Regions from separate parts of the Homo sapiens genome. Here region 2 is linked to region 1. A link is an interaction called in ENCODE POLR2A ChIA-PET data of the cell type or tissue named here. Cell type or tissue: PC-3. All regions are shown on one strand. Links, peaks and the distances in the headings refer to the core of each region. The heading gives the core; the rest is flanking DNA. Region 1 overlaps POGLUT3 (protein O-glucosyltransferase 3). Region 2 overlaps DDX10 (DEAD-box helicase 10).

Evidence for each region. Peaks named below come from ENCODE experiments on the same cell type or tissue, not always from the same donor. Only the 100,000 strongest peaks of a DNase experiment are listed, where the experiment ranks them.
Region 2: POLR2A ChIA-PET joins it to region 1 with 8 read pairs; 2 of 35 experiments call an interaction of 5 or more read pairs at or near these places.

What each region holds. Positions count from the first base shown.
Region 1 is chr11:108,481,426-108,486,678 of GRCh38, forward strand. POGLUT3 (protein O-glucosyltransferase 3) reads right to left here. Exons shown (of 8, transcript NM_153705.5): 3 at 4,732-5,015; 4 at 581-797. Among named protein-coding and RNA genes, the nearest start is that of POGLUT3, 14 kb to the right of the region's middle. RefSeq lists a silencer at 1,257-1,435. In PC-3, for the core only: no CTCF peak of the experiment used is centred there; a DNase peak (open chromatin) is centred at 1,966.
Region 2 is chr11:108,758,093-108,763,599 of GRCh38, forward strand. All of the region lies in intron 13 of DDX10 (DEAD-box helicase 10), which reads left to right. LOC124902750 (a long non-coding RNA gene) reads right to left here. Exons shown (of 3, transcript XR_007062881.1): 2 at 243-306. Among named protein-coding and RNA genes, the nearest start is that of DDX10, 96 kb to the left of the region's middle. In PC-3, for the core only: no CTCF peak of the experiment used is centred there; no DNase peak of the experiment used is centred there.

The DNA of each region.
Region 1 (5,253 bases), core at 1-5,000:
AATATGGCAAGCATAATCCTCTTTAATCTACCATTGTCATTTAAGATGCTAAAGCTCTTTTATCAACTCATCTTCTAAAGTAGATGTTATTTCAACGAAAATATGGGATTGAGTCTCAATTTGCCAGAAGCACTTTCAAGTTTAGAGTTTAAAAAAAACAGTCTTTTTATTTGCTGTATTATGTAAAAGAATGCTCTAATTTCATCCATTTGTCTGCTAGTGAAAGCTCACGCAAGTATTCGTGTATTCTGTTGTATAATACTAGGAAATACCTGAAATAATGTCGGACCGTGTTCAAAGCAAAAAAGAGATTCAGTGACTGGGTCCACTCACCAAGGCATTAGCTTCTTCCATTTTCTGTGTTTCACAATAAAACGTGAGCTAGCCCTTTGTTCTTACAAAGGGTGACCAGAAAAAACTATATAACTGAGGAACATCCACAAATCTTTAATCCCTAGGTTGGTCAGAATTTTCAGTACAAGACTTTTTCTAATATGCTACTGAATGCAAACATATATGTATAACCCACTCTGTCTCTAAGCTTTTTCTTCATTAATTAGCCTTGCATTTCCCTGAATACCTGTATTTCCCTGAATAGAGAGGAGATCATTTGTAACACCCCGCATGGCTTCAAGCATGGAGTGGGTGATGTCATACGTTGGAAGGACAACATCTCTTGAATCCAGAGAGCCACACCATGAAATGATAGGTATGGGGCTAGGGGTTCCATTGACTTTTCGATGCTCCAAGGGCCAATCTCCAAGATTAACATAAAATTCTAAATCTGGGAGAAGGACCTAAATAAACATATAAACAAACATCAGTGCTGGGAAGATCTCAGTCTTTGGTACTAAGTACAACAGTTCTTTGGTTTTCTTACATATTTTTGACAGGGCTAACCATTCAAAAACAGAGAAGAGAGAAGAATGCCTGTCATTGACAGGATGGCTGTGAATTTGTCACCTGTGAGGATCCTGCATGACAAATTCACTTAACCAGGAGTCAGCTACCTCTGTCCAGAGATGCATGTAAAATTCAGTGTTTGAGGCTGGGCGTGGTGGCTCACACCTGTAATCCCAGCACTTTGGGAGGTTGAGGCGAGTGGATCGTCAGGAGTTCAAGACCAGTCTGGCCAACATGGTGAAACCCTGTCTCTACTAAACTTACAAAAATTAGCTGGGCTGGTGGCAGGCACTTGTAATCCCAGCTACTCAGGAGGCTGAGGCAGGAGAATCGCTTGAACCTGGGAGGCAGAGGTTGCAGTGAGCCAAGATCGCGCCACTGCACTCCAGCCTGGGCGACAGAGCAAGACTCTGTCTCCAAAAAAATAGAAAAAGAAATAAAATAAAATAAAATGTAGTGTTAGAGAAGTGAAAATTGTGTAGAGAGGTAAGAATGAATAGCTTCGATAACCCTCTGCCAGCTGCCTAAGCAAGAGAATCTACAAAGTTAGAACCAAACCCTTGTTTTCCTTCACTGTCCCCATCTTTGCCTCATGTGCCCTTGCCTCTGGAACCTGCCAGTCCATTTCCATCTCCACGGTCAATGTCTCAGTTTAGACTCTCATCATTTCTTGCCTAGATTGCTGCAATAACTTCCTTACTAGGTGTTCTGATTCTGGGCTCTCCATACTGTAATCTGCTCTCCACAAGGCTGCTCAGATTTCCAAAACTAAAATTAATTCTAAAACTAAAATTTCTAAAATAACTTTGTTAATGTCACTACCAAGCTTAACAGAACCTTAAGCCTATGGCACAAGATCTCAACTCTCTGGCTGGCATTCAAGGCCTCACAATCTTGTCCCAGCTTGGCTATAAGCCTCATCTTTCATCTGCCCACCTACCAGGAAACCTTAGGCTACTCTCTGAAAATGCCATCCACCTCAACATGTAATTCCATTCACTTGGAATGTTTTACTTATTTAACTTGGCAGTCTCCTTTCTCATCCTCCAAGCCCAGATCTAACACCACCTCTTCTATGACTCACCCTCCTCAGGCACTTAAACCCTAGGTACTTAATTCTCTTGAGGCCTATCATCATATTGGGATATAATTATTTGTTTGTATTCACATCCCACCCCCACTTCCAAACAACAAAAACAAATCCCACTACAGTGGGCTACTCAGAGACTAGGACTGAGTCTCACTTATCTTAGATTTATTTCTTCCCCAGCCACTGGGCAAAGAACAAAAGGAAAGGGCAAGAGATGTGAATATTCACCCTCTTGCTTCCCTGTCATTATTATTATTATTATTATTTTGAGACAGTGTTTCACTCTGCCACCCAGGCTGGAGTGCAGTGGCGTGATCTTGGCTCACCACAACCTCTGCCTCTCAGGTTCAAGTGATTCTTGTGCCTCAGCCTCCCAAGTAGCTGAGACTACAGGCACGCACCACCACACCCGGCTAATTTTTGTATTTTTAGTAGAGATGGGATTTCATCTTGTTGGCCAGGCTGGTCTCAAACTCCTGACCTCAAATGATTCATCTGCCTCAGCCTCCCAGAGTGCTAGGATGACAGGTGTGAGCCACCGTGCCCAGCCTCCCTGCTATTATTTATAAACTCTTTAATAAACTCCACATTGGAAGTGCTCACTGTGGAGTAGGGTTTCTCAAGCTCATATTATTGACATTTGGGGCTGGATAATTCTTTGCGATGGGGTTGGGGGGTGCTATCCTTTGCACTGTAGGATGCTTACCCACTAGATGATAATAGCAACCCCTGAGTTGTGACAACCAAAAATGTCTCTAGACATTGGCAAATGTCCTCTGAGGGGCAAAATCATCCCTGGTTGAAATCTACTGCTATGAAGCCAGCAACATGGATTAAAGAGGCAAGAATACAGGGCACAGTTGACTAGTTGTAGCCCGGGAAGAGAGCACTACCTTTAGGAGCAGATGCCCATCACATGCTTGTATCCTCACATTGTGGGCTGGTGGTGGAGGGGTTGGGGACTGCTATTTAAAGTAAGAACTGACTGCAGCCACACAGTCAGCATACTTGGGGAATTGTATAACATATCAGGAAAACTGTGTTTTTTTTGGTTTATAAAACTCCCTTGGCCAGGCGCAGTGGCTCATGCTGAGCACTTTGGGAGGCCAAGGCGGGCAGATTACGAGGTCAGGAGTTTGAGACCACCCTGACCAACATGGTGAAACCCCTTCTCTACTAAAAAAACAAAAATTAGCCAGGCATGGCGTGCATCTGTAATCCCAGCTACTCAGAAGGCTGAGGCAGGAGAATCGCTTGAACCCAGGAGACAGAGGTTGCAGTGAGCCGAGATCGTGCCACTGCACTCCAGCCAGGGTGGCAGAGTGAGACTCCATCTCAAAGCAAACAAACAAACAAACAAACAAAAAAACTCCCTTTATGGTCTCTCTAAGTAAGAAAGATAAATATTGCCCACCTCCATCCTTCACCCTGTATGATCAGAAACAAGAACAAAAGGTGGTTTAAGTTGCTCTGCTTAAGAGGAATTTAGAGTTCTGCAAATGTGGAAAGAGAGGCTGAATAGTGAGATAAGGGGGCGCTATTGGGGGATGTGGGGAGCCTGAAAAACAGAGGGCCTAACCACATTAGTGAGAGGCTAAGAACTTAAGGTCAAGGACAGCCCTGAGAAATTCCCAGAGGCAAGTATGACTGAGAGTCTGATTAGTGCAGAGATGTCTATTTTTAAATATCAGGGTTTTTGTTTGTTTGTTTTTTAGTATGCACTGGTGAAAAAAAAAACAACCTGTTTCTGGTAGCCCAAGCTTTGACAAAATGTCCCATGCACGCTATCTTCTAGGTATGCTTAGGGTAAAACAAGGAAAATGTGTTCTAAGTTCAAGTCATTTTGAGGTGAAGAGAAGAAAACAGCTGCAGAAGGTGAAATCTAAGCAGGAGTAGTATTCAGCGGAACAGAGAACTTAAAGCGGCCTCTTGACATGGTTGTGCATGCCTATAGTCCCAGCTAGGATCAAGGCTGAGGCAGGAGGATGGCTTGAGCCCAAGAATTTGAGACCAGCCTGCTCAACACAGCAAGACCCCATCCCTATTTAAAAATAAATAAATAAATGAGACTGTTCTGTTTGGATATTGTAAATATAGACTATTTGAAAAAAAGAATAAGAAGTAACCTTGTTATAAATCTCTGGAAGCTCAAAGAAAGCTTGGGAGTGTCCTGTATGGCATACCTACCTGGGATGGGGGCTCAGCCACTTTATTCTATTTTATTTATTTATTTATTTATTTATTTATTTATTTATTTGAGATGGAGTCTCACTCTGTCACCCAGGTTGGAGTGCAGTGGCGCAATCTTGGCCCACTGCAGCCTCCACCTCCTGGGTTCAAGGGATTCTCCTACCTCAGCCTCCTGAGTAGCTGTGATTACAGGCGCCCACCACCACGCCCAGCTAATTTTTGTATTTTTAGTAGAGATGGGGTTTTGCCATGTTGGCCAGGCTGGCCTTGAACTGCTGACCTCAGATGATCCACCCGCCTCAGCCTCCCAAAGTGCTGTGATTGCAGGTATGAGCCACCATGCCTGGCCTCAAGCCACTTAATTTTAAATCTTACAGGAAAGTAAGATCCACAAAGATGGAGAACATGATGAACACTCAGGTTGCAAATATCTTAGATGCCCATTTCTCAGCCTGAAATCTGTTTCATCCTTTGTCATTATAATTCTAAACATTTAAATGTTATACCTAAATAATTAAACTGTATTATCAATTCATTCATTCTCCTACCTTTCTTGTCAATGATAACAAAATCTCATCAGAGAACATCTTGAAGTCTGTGTATTTCCCTAAAGATCTCCGGTAAACATGGTTATTGAGAATCGTGTAATGAACAATGGCACCTCTCTCATCCCCAAACCTTTTGGGGACTTCTTTTAGCATTTGCTGGAGATTGATGCTGGGAAAGGAAGCAAAATCTTTTGCAATCTGTGGTTCCTTGGTTGGACAAGAAAGAGTCTTCTGCCAGGCCTGAGGATCTTCCGGACACTCACAGTACTCATGGTACACTGGTCCTAGGGAAGGAAAACATGAAAAAGGCCGCACTCCATTAGCAAGCACCACAACACAGGGAGTCACTTCTGTCTCTGCTTCTTGGTGAATTCTAAGATTATCCAGAGATAATCTGCCCTAGACAAATCAGTGGTGTAAGTGATTATGTTAGAGTCCTACACTTTTACTTTCCTTTTCACACCACCTTGGATAAACAGTTTAGTATATGCCCTCTCCCAATCTAACCTACTCTCGGTCACT
Region 2 (5,507 bases), core at 274-5,273, 280 kb after region 1:
ATCCCCCTGCTCAACTGTTTCAAATGTCCTCCAAGAGATGTACAATGTGGCAGAGACTTAGGTTCATGGTGATAAGTGAGGGGTGAAGCTATAGGTTATACTTTTTGTATTCTCATCACCTACTACAGGTTCATGCTCAGTGGGTTTTCAGGGTGTTTGACAAATGCTTATATTATTTATTTTTAGAATCTATACCATCTCAGTCTATAAGAGATCTGAAGTAGCTCACAGGAAATACATACCAAATAGTGAAATAAACTTAGCAGTAAAACTTCTGGCTTTGGTAAAACATTAGGACAGGAGGATCTGTATCATGGAGAAAATGGAATAATACAGGGATTGTATTAGTTTTCTGTGTTTGCTGTAATACATTGCTATACACTTAGTGGCTTAAAGCAACACAAAGTTATCTTAGAGTTCTGTAGGTTAGTAGTCTTAAATGAATCTCACTGGAGTAAAAGCAACGGGTCAATAATGCTGTTTCCCTTTCTGGGAGGCTCTAGAGGTGTTACCCTTTCCTTGTCTTTTTCCAGAAACCACCCACATTGGCCTCTTTCTGTATCTTCAAAGCCAACAACAGTGGGTCAAGTGCCAAATTCTTGCATCACATCACTCTGATCTCCCCTTCTGCCTCCTGTTTCCACTTTTAAGGATCCTTTTGACTTTTGATTACATTGGACTCATCTGGATGATCCAGGACAGTCTCCTTACTTTAAAGTTAGCTGATTAACTGCCTTAATTCGTTTTTGCCATGTAACTATATTCACAGGATGCCAGGATTAGCATGTGGACATTTTTTGGGGTCGTTTTTCTGGCTACCACAGTAACTGATGATAAAGCTCCATTCAGTTGCTCTAGTTAAGTCATAATTGTGCCTCTAAGCTGCCTTTATGGTGGCCGAAAGGAAAATGGGAAGTAGTCCTTGTTAGCTTTTGTATCTATGCTAATGAAAATACCACCTATAGTAGTGCTATTATAGTACAATCCATATGATCACTTCAATTGTTCTGGGTTCTGCACTAGTAGAGGTTGGCACTAGTATGGCTAATAAAATAAATTGGAAATGGATAATTTAATAATTAACCCATTTATCTCAGATGCTATTTAAATTATTTTTAATTATTTGATTATAACAACATAAAACTTTGCTTAAGTTTCTTTTACTTATAGCTGTCATATACCTATATGACCAAAACAAAATAACAAAGCTAAACACCAATAAACTTCAAATAAATAGCATTTGTTTATGGGATGGATGATAGTTTTTTTAGTTGGCCATGTGGGTACTCCACTGGTTTGTGTGACGATTCAGTGTTCCTACTCTATTTGAACTTACGCTAACCATCGCTCATACAGCTCCAGGGGTGTTGTTTGGTATTAGTGTAGTTTTCAATACTCCACTGAACTCAGATGGTAGATATGGTTGTAAGGTAGTCATCTATTTGATCTAGAATGTGCATTTAGATTTTAAGATTGTCATTGAAATGCAAAATTAAAAAGTTTTTATAGCCAACAACTCTTGAGACTTCTTGACACTACATCTGTTCTAGGGCTTTTAAAGACTCTGAACTTGACAAATGCTAAAATGGCAGAATTTGATTGTGTGTCTCATAGCCCCGCATCACTTTTTTTTCCATGGATAATATCTCACGACTAGATTTTCTATGCATTACTTTAATCCAATAACTCAGAGTAGGATGTGGCAGTAAGATTTTTGTTTTAAGATGCTGCCTCCCCAGGTATATTTTATCAGGAATATTTAGTATTATTATAAAATTACCAGGTAAAGAGGGAATTTTATGGCCACATGTTTTTGTGTGGAATGTGTTTTCTTACCTACTTCATTGTGTTGAATTTGTGAAAGAAACGGTTTTGATATGTCTTCAGAAATTGCCTGCATTGATCCATGTTAAAAAAAAAAAAAGAATCTCACACTATAAGAGTTAGACATAAATTGTGTTTGTTAGTGAAGGGTACTCCTATCAATTCCTTTGTTTCTCATTTTCTTTGAATTTGGAACATTCACTTACATCTTTTCCTTTTTGTGTTTTCTGTATGGTGTACGTGGGTTGATTCCCCCCCCACCCTTAGCATTCAATATGCTTAAGTGTTATTTTATATATTGGATTGAATTTTTATGGATGTTATTTGTCTTAACAAAATATGTATCTCTACAGAACATTGGCATAGCTTCCTAGATTCCTTGGTGGGTTAGTGTGTATATGAGGTAGCATGGTTATGGGTGGCCACCTGAGGACTAAGGAGAAGGCAGGGAAGGACATGGAAATGCTAAATTCTTTTCCACTTTCTGTATTTTTAAGAATGACTACTACATCTAATATGTTTACAAAACCCAAACCTGTTCAAACTCATGCATGTTTTCATATTAGTTTATATGGGAACATTCTCAACATTGATCCTTCAGAATTATGTATGGTCATTTTATTTGGGCAACTTAGGGCTGCCTCATTTGGTGAATAATTTCCTTTAAATGTATATGTAAATGAAATATGTTTTTATTTGGAAAAATATAAGATCATACTGGGATTTAATGTGTTTTTATTCATGTACAACATAACACTGTTTTTTTTTTTTTTTTTAAATTGGACTTCAGGGCCTGTATAGGAAAGACAGTTACTTTATCCTGTTTTTGTATCTCAATAACTTAGAGATGAGTGACCTGTTGAAGTAAAAGCCTAGAGTTTAGAAATGGGAAAATTGTTTATGCTGTTCTCAAAAAGGAGTTCTAAGTTTGTTGTTAGTCATTGCCACATATTCCTTTTCTGATTGGCAGGGCTGTTCACTTAAATCTTCACTGAAGTGATGTGAAAAATTTTCAAAGGTGGAAGAGTGAATAAGTATAGTAATTCAGTCACTAAGCACGCCTATTGGAATTCTAACAGTGTAACAAAATTTAATCTAATATATAATACTTTAACCATAGCCTGCATTTTAAAAATAATACAAATATAAGGTATAAAATGAAAATAATTTTCGAGTTCTCATCACTTCTGCTTTTATTATGGAGTGTGTTATAATCTCCAAGGACCTGGTTAGTTTTCTGCCTTTTCTTTTCCTAATGGCAACAGTACAAGCATCCATCAAAAATGAGAACCAGGGCATGAGCGGATCTTTTTCAACTCAGTTGATTACTCAAAGCAGGGAAGTTGTAAAGGAAGCCTGCCTCTGTTTTAAATGTTAGAAAAATGTTAATATTACTTGTGTTTTTCCTTTTGGAGAACAGTAGTAGTCTAGAGGCAGCGCCTCTAAATTTTTTTTGTGTGGCCTATGAGTTCGTTTTGTGTGGCAGTAACTATTTGTGGTCCTCTTTGATTCAGGACTCTCTAAATGGCTTTTAAAGACTTTAAACTTCAAATCTTTTCTATTACAACATTCCCTTGGTTTCGTATGCAGTTACTTCTGGCTTGGTGAGACAGTTTTCCTATCATTGTGTTGTCCTCAGTGATTATTGATTAGAACTCCTTTGTTAGCTGGGCAGCTCAGAAAAACATGTGGGGATCACTGTATTACAGAGACAAGGATTGTAGAAAAAGGGTCAATTATAAATTTGAATTTGTTTTCCTTGTAAGACATTTAGTATCCCTAATGATGGTGTTTCTACTCCAACTTACATATCTTTTGGCCTCTGCCATTTGGGTCACCAGAGAAAGTATCTTGTAAGAAGTAAAACTAACTGGTAGCATGGAGAGCTGTACTGTATACTCAATTTCCTGTAGTGTACATTATGTGGAAGACCATACGTTACTGCCATGGGAGATGTATTAAGAATGGAAAATAAGGTGTAGTTGTAATAAATCATTAAGTAAATTTATATAATATTTTCTACACTAATATAAATATGAAAAATCAAAGTTTGAGTTACTGCCCTCATTAAAAATGAGTACAGTTGACATTTATTGTTTAGACCTTGATCAAATTGCTATTTAAGCTTCTAAACTTTTAATTTCTATTGTGATCTAATAGCTGACAGGAGGAGGTTGAACTAGATCTCTTAACTCCCTTCCTTGCTCTAAAATTCTGATGCCTTGGGGTATTTTTATTCTTTATGGTTTGATATGATTCCCTTGTTATTGAATGCAGTGCTCAAATACAGCATTGACAAAACAGGCATCTACTAGTGAGGCAGAAATAGATAAGCGGCCCCTATGTAGGTAACATATTTGAGGAAATTGGCAGTTATTCCTCTTGGAGTTACTTTCCCACTTAGGACCAGTGTACTGTCAGGTAAATGGTGTGGCTCATTTATGTTTGGCTTATGAAAACAAAGCACACACCAGGGACTACAGGATAATAAATAAATCCTTTTCCATTGTTGATATCACTGAAATGATGGTAATTGGGCATTATCAGTACAGATCAGCAACCCAGGTTTAAAAACTAGGCAATAGAGACCAAAAAACCTAAGAAGGAGTTCCTGAAAGCAGAACATAAGTTACTAGTCAACTAGAAATTATCTTCTAGATGAAGGGGGAACTTGATATTGAAGGTCCTATGAGACAGAGGTTCTCCAAACATCTTAATTGTGTAGGCAAGGTGGATCACATTGGGGCTAAGTAAATGATCCTGATTAAAGTTAGGGGAATGCAAAAGTTAAGTCTAGATCATGGTCTCAAAGTTTTTTCATTTATGTAAAAATTATATACATTTTTACCCTCACATTTATAATATTTTTCTTCCACATCCCCATGGAGAGTGCTTGTCTGTTTGGCTGACAGTGAATACTCCTTTCCTTCTTTCCTTTCTCGGACAATAATATTGTTTTAAGCATTTCTTAAAATGTTGCCCATAGGCTGTGCTGGCTTTCCTTCGCTGTATGTAGAACTCTTTGATTCCCTTTAGTCAGAGTGTCTTTGAATTTCCCTATTATGCCTCAAAGAAATTGCAGCCACAAAGTGATGGTAGAACATATAGATCCTCTTCTCTTGTAACTTGTTGCTACTCCCTGTTCTCATTGATCCTTGAGCAGGCTTCACTACAGTGCATACCTCCCCACAGAGGGGAAGCTGGGTGTCCTTGGCAGAACAGGTGCTCACTTAATAGAGGCAGAGAAGGGTCTGGTGCATTTTCTTCCTCTGGTTGCAATTCCTTGGTGGCCAGATCACACTGTGCGCTGTAGCAGTAATATTGAGAAGTTGATTGCTCCTCTAATGGAGCAGGATGCCATTGCTGTCTTAATTTCATAGGCCTTCCTGAAGGTCATCCTCACTTGGGCTTATTTTTACTGTCTCTCTCTTCTTGGTTTAATAAGAATCCATAGTAACATAAACATTAAAAAAACCTATCCAAAAGGTATTCTATTACTAGAAACAATATGCCAGTAACAAATAAGTCTAAATAATCCAATTACCAGGTAGGAGATCTGTGGCCAGAGATGTGGGGGGATACTTAACATTTCAGAATGCATACTAAGTATTTACCGTATCAGTTAGCACCATGCTTTTTCCAGTATTGAATTTACTGGGCTTCCTTTTAAAATGGGCTAAAAA